Linked DNA regions of Homo sapiens: region 1 is linked to region 2. The links are chromatin loops, found by intact Hi-C in ENCODE. Cell type or tissue: heart left ventricle. All regions are shown on one strand. Links, peaks and the distances in the headings refer to the core of each region. The heading gives the core; the rest is flanking DNA. Region 1 has its middle 170 kb from the start of LINC01898. Region 2 holds the start of LOC105372210 (a long non-coding RNA gene).

What was found. Hi-C counts contacts between places; a loop is a spot of excess contacts. Peaks named below come from ENCODE experiments on the same cell type or tissue, not always from the same donor. Only the 100,000 strongest peaks of a DNase experiment are listed, where the experiment ranks them.
Region 1: a loop joins it to region 2, with 8 times the contacts of the local background. A loop is called at or near these places in 22 of 110 quality-filtered maps.

Annotation. Positions count from the first base shown.
Region 1 is chr18:75,882,042-75,887,427 of GRCh38, forward strand. No RefSeq gene overlaps it. Among named protein-coding and RNA genes, the nearest start is that of LINC01898, 170 kb to the left of the region's middle. In heart left ventricle, for the core only: a CTCF peak has its summit at 2,879 (motif pointing right); no DNase peak of the experiment used is centred there.
Region 2 is chr18:76,254,828-76,260,213 of GRCh38, forward strand. It overlaps LOC105372210 (a long non-coding RNA gene), which reads right to left and starts at 433. Exons shown (of 4, transcript XR_935654.3): 1 at 1-433. LOC105372209 (a long non-coding RNA gene) reads left to right here. Exons shown (of 6, transcript XR_935653.3): 2 at 1-1,080; 3 at 1,997-2,106; 4 at 2,632-2,736; 5 at 4,311-4,502; 6 at 4,990-5,292. In heart left ventricle, for the core only: a CTCF peak has its summit at 2,263 (motif pointing left); no DNase peak of the experiment used is centred there; H3K27me3 peaks cover 808 bases.

The DNA.
Region 1 (5,386 bases), core at 155-5,154, 370 kb before region 2:
GTGAGGGGCTGACCAGCCAGCTTGAGAGAGGCGGGGCTCAGGTGGGGTCCCCACTCTCCATGCTGGCACCCAGTGCTCTCTCTTGTTCTTTGATAGCCTTGCCAGGTTTACTTTGAGCTTTTTGTTTGTTGGCCCTTTATTGGTAGAAAGCCTTGGGAAGATTGTCTTAAAAACAAACAATTTTAGAAAGTCACTCTTCATTAGAATGGATTGCTAAAAATCTGAATATTTTAGATTGATATTTCAGTCTGCTCGAAACTCATTTAAATTACTTGATAGTTAAATACATGTAGACTGTATTATAATTTTATCAAACCACTGCTCCAGGTTAACCTAATTGTTTTGAAACTGGTGCTTTGAACATTCAATCAGGACAAAATTTATATTAGGCTAACCTATGAAAAGAAGAAATGATTTGTCTCTGGAAATTACCAATTTATTCTCACTAAACATATCCAGACACAGTGTAGCCAACCTAGACAACCAATTGGCGTGCATTTTGCTAGGAGTGAGTATTTGGACTCTGATCTTCAAACATTTCAGTCCCATGATTCAATGAGTCTGAGGCAAAATCACATGAATTTGGGTATTACATGACAACAGATTGCATCTCCCTTCTGACCCAGCTAGTTAAAAATACAGTTATCCTGTGTCTGTGCAGATGCTTCTGTAAACAAACCCACTGCACTGTCAGTCGTATAAAAGTATAGCACATATAATTATGCACAGTGCACAACACAGGCACACCTTGGAGATATTGTGGGCTTGGTTCCGTACCACTACAATAAAGCAAATACCACAAATTTTTCATTTCTCAGTGCATATAAAAGTTAAGTTTAAACTATACTGTAGTCTATTAAGTGTGTAATAGCATTATGTCTAAAAAATGTACATGCCTTAATTTAAAATGTTTTCTTGCTAAAAATTGCTAGCAATCATCTGAGCTTTTAGCAAACCATAATCCTTTTGCTGGTAAAGGGTCTTACCTCAATATTGATGGCTGCTGACTGATCAGGATAGTGGTTGTTGAAGGTCAGGGTGGCTGTGGCAATGTCTTAAATAAGACAACAGTTAAGTTTGCCACATCAATCGACTCTTCCTTTCACGAAAGACTTCTCTGTGGCACGCAATGTTGTTTGATAGCATTTTACCCACAGTAGAACTTCTTTCAAAATTGGAGTCAATCCTCTCAAACCCTGCAGCGACTTTGTCATCTAAGTTTATGTCCTATCATAAACCCTTCATTGTCATTTCAAAAATGCTCACAGCATTCTCATAAGGAGTAGATTCCATCTCAAGAAACCACTTTCCTTGCTCATCTATAAGAAGCAACTCCTCATCCATTCAGGTTTTATCAAGAGATTGCAGAAATTCAGCCACATCTTCGGGCTCCACTTCTAATTCTTGTTCTCCACCACATCTGCAGTGACTTCCTCCGCTGAAGTCTTGAATGTCTCAAAGTCATCCATGAGAGGTGGAATCAAACTCTTCAAAACTCCTGTTAATGTTGATATTTTAACTTCCTCCTACAAATCATGAATGTTCCTAATGATGTCTAGGATGGTGAATCCTTTTCAGAAGGTTTTCCATTTACTTTGCCCAGATCCAACAGAGGAATCACTCTCTGTGGCAGCTATAGCCTTACAAAGTGCCTTTCTTAAATAGTAAGACCTAAAAGCCAAAATTACTTCTTAATCTATGGGCTGAAGACTGAATGTTGTGCTAGCAGGCATGAAAACAACATTCATCTTGTACATCTCCATCAGAGCTCTTGGATGACCAGGTGCATTGTCAATGAGCAGTAAATCTCAACAATGGGCTTAAAATATTCACTATACTGTACAGTATAAACTAAACTCTAGTGTAAACAGAAGTGCTGTCATCCAGGCTATGTAAACCCATTTCTAGAGCACAGGAAGGATAGATTTAGCATCATTCTGAAGGGTTCTAGGATTTTCAAAATGATAAATGACCATTGGCTTCAACTTAAGGTCACCAGCTGCATTATCTCCTAATAAAAGAGTCATCCTATCCTTTGAAGCTTTGAAGCCGACACTGACTTCTCCTCTCTGGCTATGAAAGTCCTACATGGCATCTTCTTTCAATACAAAGCTGTTTTGTCTACACTGAAAAAGCTATTGTTTAGTGGAATGACCTTTGTCAATGTTCTTAGTGAGATCTTCTGGAGAACTTGCTGCAGCTTCTCCATCAGCACTTGCTGCTTCATCTTGCATTTTTATGTTATGGAGGTGGCTTTTCTCCATCGACCTCATGAACCAACCTCTGCTGGTTTCCAAAGTTTCTTCTGCAGCGTCCTCACCTCTCTCAGGCTTCACAGAATCGAAGAGAGTTAGGGCTTTGCTCTGGATTAGGCTTTGGCTTAAGGGAATGTTGTGACTGGTTTGATCTTCTATCCAGATCACTCAAACTTCCTCCATATCTGTAATAAGGCTGTTTTGCTTTCTTAGCATTCATGTGTTCACTGGAGTAGCACTTTTACTTTCCTTCAAGAACTTTTTTCTTTTTTTCAGAGAGAGTCTTGCTCTGTCGCCCAGGCTGGAGTGCAGAGGCATGATCTCTGCCCACTGCAACTGCCGCCTCCCAGATTCAAGCAATTCTCCTTCCTCAGCCTCCCGAGTAGCTGGCATTACAAGAACTTTTTATTTGTATGCACCCGAGGCCCGGGTTTCAGCCTCTCTCAGCTTTCCACATGCTTTCTTCACCAAGCTTCATCATTCCCAGCTTTTATTTTAAAGTGAGAGTTGTGCAACACTTCCTCTTATTTGAACCCTTGGAGGTCATTATAGAGGCATTAATTGGCCTAAATTCAATCTTGTTGCATCTTGGGGAATAGGGAGGTCCAAGGAGAGGGTGGGCCAGCAGGTGGAGCAGTGAGAACACACACACAACAATTATCCATTAAGTTTACCGTCTTCTACGGGCCCGGTTCGTGGTACTTCAAGACAATTGTAATAGTGACATCAAAGATCACTGATCACAGGTATCCACAACAGATATAATAATGATGGAAATTTCTGAAATATTTTGAGAATTACCAAATATGGCACAGAGGTATGAAGTAAGCATGTGCTGTTGAAAAAATGAAACCAACAGACTTGCTCCACGCAGGGTTGACACAAACCTTCAATTTGTAAAAAACCCAATATCCATGAAGCACAATAAAATGAGGTATGCCTGTACTTGACAACAATCATAAACTACTTTGTTATTGGTTTATGTGTTTACCATAATATATTTTTAATCTTTATTTTGGGGTGTACCCCTTCTACTTTTTTTTTTAAGCTGACTTAAAACAATTTCAGGAAGTCTTTCAGGAGGTTTTCTAGAAGAAGGCACTGTTATCACAGGACACAAAAGCTCCAGGCATGTTATTGGCCCTGAAGACCTTCCTGTGGGACAAGATATGGAAGTGGAAGGCAGCGATATTGATCATCCTGATCCTGTGCTGGCCTAGGCTAATGTGGATTTTGTGTTTTAAGTATTATTATAAAAGACTCAAAAAGTTAAAAAAAAAAAGGCTATAAAATAAAAATGTTACAGCAAGCTAATATTAATGTATCATTGAAGAAAATGTTTGTGTATATTAGTATAGCCTAAGCGTCCAGTGTTTATAAAGTTTACAGTAGTGTAGAATAATGTCCTAGGCCTTCACATTCACTCACCACTCACTCACTGACTCACCCAGAGAGCTGCTACTCCTGCAAGCTCCATTCACGGTAAGTATTCTATACAGGGCCACTATTTTTTTTTATCTTGTATACCATATTTTTATTCTACCTATTCTGTTTAGATATATTTAGATACACAAATACCTACCATCGTGTTACAGTTCCTCACAGTATTCAGTAGAGTAACATGCTATACAGGTTTGTAGCCTAGGAGAAATAGGCTACGCTATATAGCCTGGGTATATAGTAGGCTATATCATCTAGGCCTATATAAATGCACTCTAGGATGCTTACACAACAACAGAATCATCTGACAATACATTTCTCAGAACATATTGCTGTTGCTAAGCCATGCGTGATTGTATGTACTTACATAGGAGACAAGACAATAGGTACAAAGTTATCTCTACTACTAGAAAGCACAGTGCAGCACACTCATAGTCTCTGGATGACTTCTAAATCTCTCTAATGAATATTACATATGCACGTATGTAGCTATTATGTGCATTTGATAACATATAAGGACCTTGCTCATAGCATGAAGTTACCAGCTGTAAAATATATTTTATCAACTTGACCGAGTTTCAGGTATTGCCACACCATGGTCTAATAACTGGATAAACGCTACTCTGAGACCTACCTTGTAGAAGAATAGGAATTTGCCACTGTTTTCAACAGTGCTCACGGCATGGGCTAGAATTCGGAACATCCAATGGGAATTCCTCATTTGTGTAAAATATTATTTTACCACAAGTACCTACTATCCCTGGGTTTAAAACACCAGAAGCCCTCCAGCTGCACAATGTCTGGCTTAAAAGCCAAGTGCATTAAAAGTCAGATGCTGTCGGTCCTTAGGTCTTGAAGCACAAAAGAACTCAGGAGAGAGCTGCCCTGAACCATACCTGTGCCTGCAGGCACATGACTTCAGGTGACTGCCTCCAGGCGCTCGCCTGGAGGAAGTTGCTGGAAGTCAGTGCAAATGAGAACTGCTTCCTGGGAGCAGAAAGAAACATTCAGGATCCTCAAAGGCAGGGATGCATTTGTGGACAACATTTGCACTGGGTCAGGCCAATATTATTCCAAAACACTTTAATCCATTGCCTAGAAACTTGGACTTCCGTTTGCAACCTGTGCACCACCATGAGAAGAAAATAGAAAAAAAACCCAGCTGCTTGTACATCTGTGTTAGTTTTAAAACAATATTTTAAAATTTGGCGGTTTGAGTTTTCTAAGGAAAAGGATAGTTCAGTAATAGATCCTAGATTGATGCTGCTCTTTTTTCAAAACAAAACAAAACAAAAACAGAAGCATAATTTGCAGAGTAAAATTCACTTTTTTAGTGTATTAATGTATAAGTGTTAACAAATGCATAGACCTATATCCGCTAGCACAATCAGGACATTCTAGAACATTTCTGTACCCTCACCTGGGGAGTCATAGCTCCTCCTGCTCCCAGCCCCAACAGCCAGGGATCTGTTTTCTGTCCCCATTGCTTTGCATTTTCCAGAATGTTGTATAAATAGAATCCTCCAGCACACAGGCTTTTGAAACTGGCTTTTTTCACTTAGCCCGTGATTCACTAGAGATCCATCCATGCTGCATGTGCTGTGATGTCTTCCTTTTCATAGCTGAGTGCTATTCCTTCGTATGGTTATACCACAGTTTGTTTGTCCATGCACCAGCTGAAAGGCATTTGG
Region 2 (5,386 bases), core at 285-5,284:
CAGGGGAAGTTGTCGGGCTTTTCAGTGACGAAAACTCCTCTGCATGTGTGCCCATAAAACATTAAATGAGAAATACAGTTGCTAGAATGCCCAAGTTAGAAACTGAGAGCTAAACATCACAATCCGGATGTTCCCCACGCATTGGGACGAAACCTCTTGGACAAGATGCTGCACTTAGGAGCCTCAGTTCTTCTCCTGCAGATACTCCACCTCAGCCACTTCCGACCCGCCCGACTATCAACATTACAGGGCTAGGTTCCGTTAGTCAATATTTAGTGAGAAAAACTCTAAAAAACGGCGATGAATTGGAGAAAATCTTCACAATCTATACCTCCAACAAAGGACTAATATCCAGAATCTACGAGGAACTCAAAGGAACGGTGAACAGTTTTAATCACCATTATTACGCCCGTACTTAGCCGGAAGTGTGTCTGTCCAATTCCCATCCGGCCGGACTTCAGACTGACTTCCTTTCAGGCGTTCTGGAGAGAATGCGCGTGCCCTTCTCTCCGGATTCTGTGTACCCGGAATCTCATTAGTCTACTGATTGGGAATCGCAAGCATCAGCCAGGCACAATGGCAGCTGAACACTGATTTGGTATCAACGTGTTTGTGCTGAATCCCTCATAAACTGGGAAGATGTTTCTTTCTTAGGATCCCTCGCAGACCACAGCTTCCTCACAGGTACCCGATGGAGAGACAAGAAGTGTACACAGCTGACATCCAGCCTTCTCTCTGGCTGATTCAGGCGCTGAAAGCCACGTGGTCATCACGGTCTTCTGAAGATTATTAATGAGAAAGCCACTTAGAACAAAGCCGTCCACAGTTATAGTTCTTTCATCTTGAAAACTAACAACACAAGGTCACTGCCCTGGAGGACTCCTTGAAAAACTGACACTTGTCCATTATGCAAATTCTTTGTTGATTGTTGTTGGGTCCAGAGTCTAGTTATGTAGGGAACTAGAGAGAAAAAGAGAGAGAGAGAGGAGAGAGAGGGAGATAGAAGAGAGAAGAGATTTGAAACCCATCTCACACCCTAAATGTGGGCAGGCTTGCAGACAGATATCTTGGAACTACGAGGTAAACATGGTCTAAATCCCCTGTTTTGGGAAGATAAGTGCTCAGAGTTCTGTAAGCTAAATGCACACTGCTGAAATGTGATTGAAAACTTTGTGATGTGAAGACTAAAAATCACAAGTAGGAGGCAGGCAGTGTTTAATCTTCTGCTGGATGACAATTCAAGATAGACTGATAGAGATACCTGCTGCCTGATAAACCAGTCAATACTGTAGATGGTAGATATTTGCAGTCAACAGGCCCTGGGAGCAGGGAGGGGGAGCTGGGGACCACAGCATTACTATACTGCAATTCTGCTCCCAGCTCCTTGCTAAGGAAGGCGAGACCTATAATTTGCTGCATTATGTTATCATACTATGGATCGAAAAGCATTCAAATCCTTCCAAGTAGACCATGTTAATCCTGTACATAGGCGTTCTTCGGCCACGTCATTGTCCATTGCAGACGGCACATGTTAATCTATCCTAAAAGTGAAAGTGAAGGGTGGTCTTTGAAAGAACTCTCTCTCATTCTAGAAAAGCCAGGTTTTCAGGCAGAAATTTTTCTGGTTTGTCTGTACTTTAAATTCTTAGCTTTTTTTTTTTTTTTTTTTTTTCAAATACACTGGCAGGAATATACACCAAACACTCACAAAAGAACCAGAGAAATCACTGGTTCTGGCCAAATGAGTAGAACACACACACACACACACACACACACACACACACACACATACACACATACACAGTGACTAAAGCGGGATAGTAATGTGTCTAGAGTAGTTTTCAGAGTATGTGTGTGTATGTGTGTGTGCGTGTGTGTACCTACATGTGCATATCCCTGGTAGTGCATTACTGCTGCACTTATTTGGAGGAAATTTGAGAAAATGTCTTTGAACATGGTTGTCTTACTGGATTTCATTTATTAAATAATTCACCAGGCTTTTCTTCTGGAAAAATGTCCAACTGTAGCAGACAGAAAGGAAGCCAAGAGAGGGTGTTTACAGCAAGGAGGGGCTATGAAATATCTTCACTCCAGGTTCTTTATGAGGTAAAACCGTGTCACACCACACCACTATCCCTGTTGCAAACTGTTCATCTAATTTCCCTCTTTTTTGGGATATTTTGTTTTCCCCTAAATGTCAGAGTTTGCTTGGGGAAAAAATATTTTTGGTTGTTTCTTTGGAAGCTTCTTGCAGTATGCCTCCACCTGCTGGAAGGAATCAGGCATGTTGTTAGGTGCAGCTGCAGCCCTGCACGTTCAGAGCTGCCTATTTCTGTGTAACTGAAGAAAACAGAAATTATAAATCTATAGAAGAGATGTTTACTTATAAATGTTTACTTATAAATATCACATGTAAATTAAATGCTATGCATCAACCTACCGCAAAGTTGTATAGTCAATGTATTTTTAATATAGTTTGAAATGAAAATAACTTCATTTTAAGGGAAACAGAATTTATGATGATGCAAGTAATCCAGGATGTCGATCAAAATATACCCATTTAAAGGTAAGGTGAAATGTAAATTGTGGTATTAAAGTTCCAAATGTTAACAAGTATTTTCATTTCCCCAGCTGCAGTGTATCATTTTTATCAGCAATTGGAAGCATGCTGCATGTTTGACTCTGTGGACTCCTGCTTTACACAACAGAACATTCCGATGGTGTGCATGTGCCATAGTACGTATAGAAATTCTAAGAATTCATATAATTTACCTGCTAAATCAGGGACTATTACAGTCTGCTGTGTAAATTCACATTTTGGCACTCTTTAAAAAGTGGATTATTATTGACCCAATAGACCATAACAGCTCCAAAGAAGCCGTTACTGTACATCGTGTAAAGCCTTCGTGGTGTGTGTTTTATTGAAGCTCTGTAGCTGTCGGGATCTGCTTGTCAATCTAGCTGCCATGCGCGTGCACCAAATGCATTGCTAAAGATGCCTTGTAAATTGAAGCTTTAGTCAAATTACCCTTGTTCTTGTCCAATAAGCCATGGTATAAAATTGGATATTTCCACTGCAGTTTCTTTCTCCACCTCCAGAATTCTATTTCCCTGTATTTATAGAGGTTGAAATTTTGAAATGTGGATAAGGGAGTGGTGATTTGATTTCAAGTTTCAAAAAAAAAAAAAAAAAAAAAGCAGGAAGAAAATTGAAGACAGTTTTTGCTTTGCATGAAAAAACATCTCAAAGAATGCATGAATTTACCAGCTTCCAGGAGGCTGACAACGGTCACAGTGAGATTTCTCTACTTTAGGCTTTTGGGAATCCAAATAAGATTTTTATTTAATTTTCTATGTGCTAATTTTGTGTTTTTCCACCTGTCTGTCCTCTTCTTTCATTTAACAAAAAAATGAACATTGGAACATTTGTCAGGAAAAAAAAAAAACTTTTTAGTTACTTGTACCTTCAGTAAAAATAAAATAATACTTTGAGGTCTCAAGCTGTAGGTGCAGCACTTTCAGTGTTTTCCTGGGCTGGTGAGAGGTTTTGGCAAAGCCGTCCTGACACCCACACAGCATACACAGCGTGTTTGTGATGATGATTAAGCCATTTGTTAGTCTCTTCCTGATATGGCTGAAGCCATGCAAATCAGCATGGATTCCCAATCCTCAGAGACAGGGTATGTTCTAGAAAGCAAGCTATGAACAAAAAGTTCAGGCTGGATTACCTGAAGGAGATCCAGGCTTAATGTCACTAGGTATATGTCCTTACTTTCTGGCCGAGAGCAAACATTTGGTAAGTTTCTGAGCTAGGAAGAAAATGCTTATGGAACCGTGGTTTTAAAAACATACAGTCAGCAGAACATATCCGCTTAGAGACCAATATTTCTTCAAGTTATAGAAGAAAAAAAATAGGAAGGGTAAGATTAAGTGCTGTACAACTTTGTTCTTTCCCGTAAGAAATAGTAAAAGCTCATATTTTTATACTATGTTATTTCAATCTATAATTGTTATAATTGATAGCTTAAAATCCTAAAGTTCAATGGTAATGTGACAAATGGGAGATAGAGCTAGAGCAAACTCAATGAGGTATTTTTTTAGTTCCATATCACGTCAGATAAATGGATAGAGAGTTAAGAACCGCAAATTTCTAAGAAATCACCAGCGTAATTATCTTAGGAAAATATAGTTTATTTTCATTTTGCAAATATCTGCTAACCACTGCATCACCCCTCCTGTGCTCAAGAGAAAGGAGCACAGTGTGTCCCCCTAACACTGTGGAGTAAAGCATGAGAAAATTCTTTACGCAGCCCTGCCGTAACAAATCTCAGCTGGTCCTCTGCTGTCCTCTGGGGAGAATGCATTTGAACTCATCTCAAAAAGCTGGTTTTCTACCCTGGAGGTCTCCGATGGCTACTGCGAGAAGAAAGCCATGTCCCGAAAGCAGTGATACAGATTGGCAGCCACTGCAGAGATGCAGAATGTCGAAGAGTGTGTGTGTTGTAAGAGATTCTTAACCCCTCCCTAGCACCCATAGGGGCAGTCCACAGCCTGCAGCTTGGGCGGGAGGGGGTTAATGCGGGGCAGCTGCCTGGCGGGGACCAGCTGAAATGGATCAGCTAGGAACCAGCCTCCCCTCTGCATTAACCCTCGAAGGGATGCAGAGGCCCAGGACAGAGGCCAGCCTGCTGTGCTGCACCTCGGCCTCATTTATTCATGGGAGACACACGCGCGTGTGTGCATACACACACACACACACAGAGAGAGAGAGAGTTCATTTTACCTCCTGACCCCTTCTGCCTCTTGTCCTGATTTGAATGAGAAGTTATATTTCTAAACACAGTGCTTTCTCACTGGGCTATTTTTGTAATATAGTATGCTGAGTTGCTGCCTTAAAATTATATATATATATATATATATGCACACACACATGCACACACACAACAGGCGTGCAGACCTTACAGGCTGATGATTCTGCCTCTTGCCAAGGGAATTCCTGGACAGACACTGCTCTGAAAGAAAAACCCTCTGGTTTTGGAAGTCTGGCTGGGCAAGGCAGGCGGAGGTCATGGAGGGGCCGGCGTGATGGAATCCTCGGTGCAGCTGACTGCGCAGCCCGACACTGGCGTGGACACTGGGACGCGTCATGCAACATCCAACCAGAGCACACTCACGAGGACAAACATGGGCCCACCTATTTACCATCAGAAAAACAAAATCATGCTCTTTCACTTTGAAAGAAGGGGGAAACTGGAAAGTTATTATTTGAAATAAAATGGAATTTTAGGATAATTATTTTCTTTAATATCCCTTTTATTTCCCTGTTTTTCATTTGAATTCTGGTCTATCCCGCATACAAAGAAATTGGCATTCTCTGCCACCAATC